Regions from separate parts of the Mus musculus genome. Here region 1 is linked to region 2. A link is a contact called in ENCODE Hi-C or POLR2A ChIA-PET data. All regions are on one chromosome and are shown on one strand. Each heading gives the region's core, a stretch centred on a gene start or an enhancer-like site at or near the end of the contact. The rest is flanking DNA. Distances are from core to core; before and after follow the strand shown. Region 1 holds the start of Actl10 (actin-like 10). Region 2 holds the start of Snta1 (syntrophin, acidic 1).

Evidence for each region. A loop is a pair of places that touch in the nucleus more often than their neighbours do. ChIA-PET counts read pairs that join two places held with the same protein, here RNA polymerase II (POLR2A).
Region 1: a loop to region 2 is called in a map of CH12.LX, with 3 times the contacts of the local background. The contact joins the promoter of Actl10 here to the promoter of Snta1 in region 2. A Hi-C loop is called at or near these places in 12 of 37 maps with a recorded cell type or tissue (CH12.LX, Patski, T-helper 17 cell and 6 more). POLR2A ChIA-PET finds 5 or more read pairs at or near these places in 3 of 5 experiments (Patski and embryonic stem cell).

Annotation. Positions count from the first base shown.
Region 1 is chr2:154,550,510-154,553,764 of GRCm38, forward strand. Actl10 (actin-like 10) reads left to right here and starts at 1,267. Exons shown (of 1, transcript NM_001171640.1): 1 at 1,267-2,767. The coding sequence starts at 1,621. The coding sequence ends at 2,661. All of the region lies in intron 5 of Necab3 (N-terminal EF-hand calcium binding protein 3), which reads right to left.
Region 2 is chr2:154,406,279-154,409,698 of GRCm38, forward strand. Snta1 (syntrophin, acidic 1) reads right to left here and starts at 1,806. Exons shown (of 8, transcript NM_009228.2): 1 at 1,402-1,806. The coding sequence starts at 1,693.

The sequences.
Region 1 (3,255 bases), core at 17-2,516, 140 kb after region 2:
TGTATGGCAAATTAGTTTCCCCTGCTAGTATATAATCCTCAGTCTCTCTGCTGCCCCTCCAAAGGCCAAGGCTACAATTAGTGTATGCACACCCAGCTGCCGATCCCCACTGCCATCAGTGCTCTCCCTCTGCTCCTCCATACTGACATAGCACCAGTGGCCTCTGATGTCACTCTTATTCCCGAGAGAAGCAGCATGCTCTGAACAGAAGCCACTGCTGGCTTTCTTGGATCCCACACCCAGCTCCAGACCAGACCCTAAAGCCACCATTCCTGTGACAATACCAGCACTCAAGAGGATGGGGTAGGAGTAACTTGAATTCAGTACCACAGATTGCTTAAAACAAAAATTGAGCTGGGCGGTGGTGGCTCACGCCTTTAATCCCAGCACTTGGGAGGCAGAGGCAGGCGGATTTCTGAGTTTGAGGCCAGTCTGGTCTACAAAGTCAGTTCCAGGAGAGCCAGGGCTACACAGAGAAACCCTGTCTCGAGAAAAAAAAAAAAGTCTTACACACTGAGAATGTTTCACCTGGGGCTAGAGATGGCAGAATGCCTCAGCTCACTAGAACCATAAGCTATGCAATTAAGGCTGCACTTGTGTTACTATCCACAGGCTGGAATTGTGCTGGAAAATGTGTGAACCATACACAGTATGTGTCTCCCTACTCGAGAGCTAATTGCCCTGTCAAATGTTATCAGCACATGCATGCTTGGCTCAAGCTGGCTCCATCATCTCCCCTACAACTGTAATTGGGAACTTTAAGAGACCTTCCCAGTTATACCTATATGGGCAGATCCTGTTCCTAAGACCTATTTTTGCCCCTATGATCCAGAAAATATCCAGGATCTCTGTAATAAGATCCTTATTTTAGCTTAGGTGCATCTGAGTCTTCTATTTGCAACCAACATGGTCTATCCAGGAGGCAGGGCTCATTGCTGTCTTTAGGAGTTAGAAACACCACGGAAGAGACTTGGACTTGCTTAGGGTTGCTATGTGAGCTTCAAAGCTGAAGGGGTCAGACCAGACCCCATGCGGCTGTCACACAGGGAAAGTACCTGTACATCTGAAGTTTCTCTTTAGAACCGAGAGTTAAAGTGCTGGACATCTAGCCAGAGCACATAAATACTCCAAACAGACAGATCCTTAACATGGGCTCCCAAATGGCTGCTGCCATTAGCCCACGCAAGGGGGTGGAGGAGGGGGTGCCTGCAAGGCTGAGGTCATAATGAGCCCAATCTAAGTTCCTTCCCACCTCTACATCCAGGTAACTCTAGCCAAGCTAAGTGACGTGTGAAGAGAGCTGCCTAGGAAGGCTGGGACTCTGGGACTCTAAGGAAGAATCAAGTCTTGACTAATAGTGACACTACTTTTGAGGTAGTGCCACAAAAAAGGAATCCCTACTCTTAAGAGGTGGAGCCTTATAGCCAAAGGCGGAGCTGAGAACTAAGAGGGCCAGTTATCCGCCCTGAAGGCCCATAGGGCTTCGGGGCACATTGAGCCCTGAAGGTGGCGTCTTCGGTGCACCGGACTCGCCGCGCCCACAGGCTGCCTTCATTGGACCACGTTGCTGTGGTAGTGGACCAAGGCTCAGGTTTCACCAAGGCAGGCTTCGCTGGGGAGATGAAGCCGCGCATTGTGCTGAAGAGCTCAAGTCTGATGCCCAGTTGGGACCGGCCTGTGCTGCCAGGAGCACCAGGTTGCGAGCTGGCAGGCGGCGTGGCCCGTGCGCACCCTATCAAGCATGGAGTAGTGGTGGACTGGGACGCACTGGAGGGACTGTGGGAGCGCCTAATGGTGGGAGGCCTGCAGGTCCACCCCGAGCAGTGGCCTGTGCTGGTGAGCGACTCACCATCAGCACCACCCAAGGGCCGAGAGAAGGTGGCTGAGCTGCTGTTCGAGGCCCTAACAGTGCCTGCGTGCCACATGGCCAACACAGCGCTGCTGGCACTCTGCTCCATAGGAGCTTTCAGTGGGCTGGCTGTGGAGGCGGGCGCGGGCGTGTGCCACGCCACACCCATCTACGCGGGTCACTCATGGCACAAGGCCACCTTCCGTCTGAATGTGGCAGGCAGTACCCTGTCGCGCTACTTTCGAGATTTGCTAGTGGCAGCATGCCCAGATCTTCAGCTGCAGGGCCTGTCCCGCAAGACCGTTACACAGCTCAAGAAGCGCTGCTGCTATGTGTCGCTAGATTTCCAGGGTGATATCTGTGACCCTGCCCGCCACCAGAGGGCCTGTTTTTGCCTGGGCAATGGCTGCTACGTGCGCCTCGGCAGCGAGCGCTTCCGCTGCCCTGAACCCATCTTCCAGCCAAGTCTCCTAGGCCACCCTGAGCCAGGACTGCCCACGCTGGCCTTCCAAGCACTGCAAAAGATACCCACAACACTGCGGACACGGCTGGCCAATACGGTGGTGCTAGCTGGAGGTTCCACCCTTTTCCCTGGCTTTGTGGAGCGCATGAACCTGGAGCTGGAGGCACAGTGCCGGAGGCATGGGTACCCGGCCCTGCAGCCCTGTCTGGTGGCTCATCCCGGGCGGGACACAGCTGTGTGGACTGGAGGATCCATGATGGCATCCTTGAACTCCTTTCAGTGCCGCTGGATGACTCGGGCCATGTACCAGGAACACGGCCCTTTGCTGGTGCGAGATGTATTCGATTGAGTTTTATATTGAACGAGAATGGATGGTGCCACCAGGGGGGACTTCAGGAACAGAGGCTGTACCTCTGTCCTAGCACGGAGAACCAGATAAACAGATTGCCGTGTTCACAGCTGGCAGGGTTCTCGTATGTGAATGGGCTGCCCTTTTCCCTCTCTGAGCTAACCCTGAGCCTCCTTTTTGCTTTCAATTGAATACCCAAACCAGTTTAGAGAATGCCAGTTCAGCAGGGCCAAACTTAAAGAACAATACTTGAAAAAACTCTTACATGAGGGAACTAGAAGTCCTGTCCTATGCTGTGTGCTCAGGTGACCCCTGACGTCTCATTTTTCCTTTTTCTGCAGAAAGTGAGGTCAGAGGGCAGGAGTATAGTGCAGTACCTGGCAGGTAAGGCCTTGGGTTCTATCCTCAGTACCAAAACAAGTTCATTCAGGTAACACTCCAGGCCTGTCACCCCCTAAAAGGAGATCTTTTTCTGTTTTTTGAGACAGGATCTCACTCTATTGCCCAGTCTCAGGCTTAAGCTGTCTTCAGGTAGTGGTAGCGTAAAAATCCTAGCACTCAGGAGGCAGAGGCCCATGGATCTCTGTGTTTGAG
Region 2 (3,420 bases), core at 556-3,055:
TACCTGCAAAAATGGAGATTGAGCTCACCACTGATGATTAAACTCACCTTTCACCACTGATGGTCAAGATGGAATAGACCATGAGCTAAATGTAGTGGCCACAACACCTAACATTCGCCACCATGCTTATCCCCTAACCTGGGCCAAAGGATCTAAGCGAGCTATCACACAAGCACCTCCCAGGAGGCCTGGGAGTATATGAATACTTTCAATCTGACGGACAGAGGGACAGAAATGATGAGTCTAGCGCTGGCTATGAACATAGATTTTTTTTTCCATTTTTTATTAGGTATTTAGCTCATTTACATTTCCAATGCTATACCAAAAGTCCCCCATACCCACCCACCCCTGAACATAGATTTTTAAGCACCGCGTTTAGTTGCTTTGAGAGTCCCTCCTGGCCTCTTTTTCTCTCACACATGCCGGCAAGCCCTGCTCTCAGAAACATCCTCATTGTAAAGTTACCAAAACAGACTCAGAAATGGGAAGTGACTTGTGGAAGTTCACAGTTCTAGAACTCCAATGGCAGCCTAAATGAGTTAGGGAAGGAGTCAGTCGGTAAAGTGCTTGCTTGGCATCTATAAAGCTCTAGGCTTGATCCCCAGCACAACATAAACCTATTTTAGCAGCAGAGCCCAGTAATCCCAACACTCTGGAGGTGGAAATAGGAAGATTATATTCAGTGTTCTCCTCTGCTACATAGTGACCATGTGTCTAGCCTGGCATACATGAGATTGAGATCATGCCAAACACTTGTCAGTCTTGGAAACTAAGAATTCTCAGGAAGGAATGGCAACTCTGGGTTCACTCTCTCCATGTACCTGTTCATGTACAAATGGGCAGATGAGGAGACTCAACCCTAGCCATCAGGACTCCCAGCATAGGCAAACAGCCTCTGAAGCCCAAGATGTCTAGGTCCTTACTGGCCCCTTCTCTGCTAATGCCTGTGCCTCCTACCCATCTCTGGCACCCACATTGGGCTCCCAGACTCCAGGCCTTTACCAGTCTGCCTAGGTTGTGTCTCATGACTTCCACCTCCTTCTTGTTCTAGCAGTGTCCCAGGCCTCAAGTCCCTTTCCTTTCACCGCCGCCCCCGCCCCTGTCAGTCTTCCCGGGGACCCTCCTGCCCTTGGTACCCATAGCTACCATTTTGCTTCAAAACAGAACTAAGCACCAATGTCCTTGGTGCGCCCCCCCATCCTTCCACACTTGTGTCTTCTGAGTCACCTGAACTCCCCAAGCCCCTTCCGACCTTGGTGCTCTTCCCTCACTCTGTTCCTTCCTCCCCCGGAGACTCCTTTCCGCCCTAGACAGGTTTTCGTTTACCAGCCCCCATGACCCCTGAGCGCTCCGCAGCAGCACAGACAACACGACCCCGTGCCCTGGGTGCCCCACACCTACCCTTGATGCTGATGCCCAGCCCGCCGGCGTCGGCCTTGCGCACCGTCACGCGGCGCCGCTGGAGCAGCAGCGCTTCTGGCAGCTGTGGGGGCGCCGCGCCGGGCTCAGCGGCGCCGTTGAGCTGCGCGGGCTCCGGCTCCGGGCCGGGCTCGCCGTCGGCGGGACTCACGGTCAGCGCGTCCTCCGCCAGAGAGAGCAACACCCGCTGCCACCGCTCGCCACCCGCCCCGGAGCCCGCCCCGCAGCGCAGTTCCAGCAACCCGGTGCGCGGAGCGCGCCTGCCTGACGCCATCTTCGCCTCGAAGTCCCAGTACACTGCGCTCGCCCGGTCCCGCCGTACCCGGCCCGCTCCGACCCAGCGCCCAGGGCAGAGGGCGGCGGGGCAGCAGAGCCAGTCGCCACCCTACCCCGGCCTCGGGGGCGGAGCTTCGGAGGACAGGCTGTCGGGGGCGGGGCTAACGGGGGCGGGGCCCCGGGAGTGACTGAAGAGACGCTACCCGGTAAACTAAAGATGTGCAGCGGGATCACTTGGGAGTGGGTCAGAACCGCGTTCCCTCACGGCCACAGTTAGAGGAGGTTGAGGGTGGGGCGCTCTGCGGAACATAAAGGGGCCGGATTCTATGGATGGGGCAACACAAGGATCCAGTTCTGTGCGCCGTCGAGGATTGGACCGTAGCTCGTGGAAGCTGAAGGACAAGAAAAAGAATCAAGGATCCTGGGGTAGGGCTGCCTGTGTCAGGACCATAGGCTCCAGGGACTTTGCAGACAGAGTTAACTGGCAAACGAGCTAAGGAAGATGGTTTCTCACGTTTTGTGAGCCATGGGGAGAGGGTACCAGTAACAGTCTGTGGGCCTGACTCAGCTTAAGGGTGCAGCCTCTAAAGAGGTAAGCCTACCCACCCACCAGGAGGAGAAATGCCACTCCTTTGAGGGTTTGGTCCCATCACTTGAAGGTAGAGGCTGAAGGGTCTGCAAGTTTGAGTCCAGTCTAGGCTACATGAGACCCTGCCTTTAAAAAATAAAAATAAAAGTGAAAAGACATAAAGAGATAGAAGGCTCAGCGGTTAAGAGCATGGGCTGAAAAAAAAAAAAAAAAAAAAAAAAGCCGGGCGTGGTGGTACACGCCTTTAATCCCAGCACTTGGGAGGCAGAGGCAGGCGGATTTCTGAGTTTGAGGCCAGCCTGGTCTACAGAGTGAGTTTCGGGACAGCCAGGGCTACACAGAGAAACCCTGTCTCAAAAAACCAGAAGAGAGAGAGAGAAAGAGAGAGAGAGCATGGGCTGCTCTTACAGTGGAGCAGAGTAAAATTCACAGCATGCACATTGGGCAGCTCACAACCACTTGTAACTCCAGCTCCATGGAGATCTGACACCACTAGTTTCCTTGGGAACCTGTATTCACATTGCAAACAAGTACACCCATGCACACAAAAATAGTGAAAATAAATAAAATGACATATGATTTTATATATATATATATATATATATATATATATATATATATATGCAATACATGTATGTCACTTATTCTGTGTTTGCATGACACATGAGCTGGCTGATCTATGCTATCATTTGTGCCTTGGGTAAACCCTGCATAACTGAGACACATGAGTACTAAAAGCAGACCTCTCTTCTAACCTGGGTCTTTCTGGCTTCCAGGCTCACATCCCTCCTACTCCCTTGCCCTGCATGCATAGCAACAGGAGATAATTTCACTCTTCACTCACGGAGCACTTATCGAACTAAGCAAGATGCCATCCATTTGCAATCACAGCATTCTGGAGACTGAGGCAGAAGGATCATGATTAATTCTAGACGAACTATAGTTCATAGCAAGTTCCAGGTTATACTTTTTAAATTATTTTAATTTCTTTGTGGATTGATGTTTTGCCTTTATGCGTATCTGTGCTCCACATATAGTCCTCGAGGGCCAGAAGAGGACACCAGATTCCAGAAACAAGAGTTAAAAATAGTTTTGAGCTGCTATATGTATGCTTGGAATTGAACTCCAGACTTTAA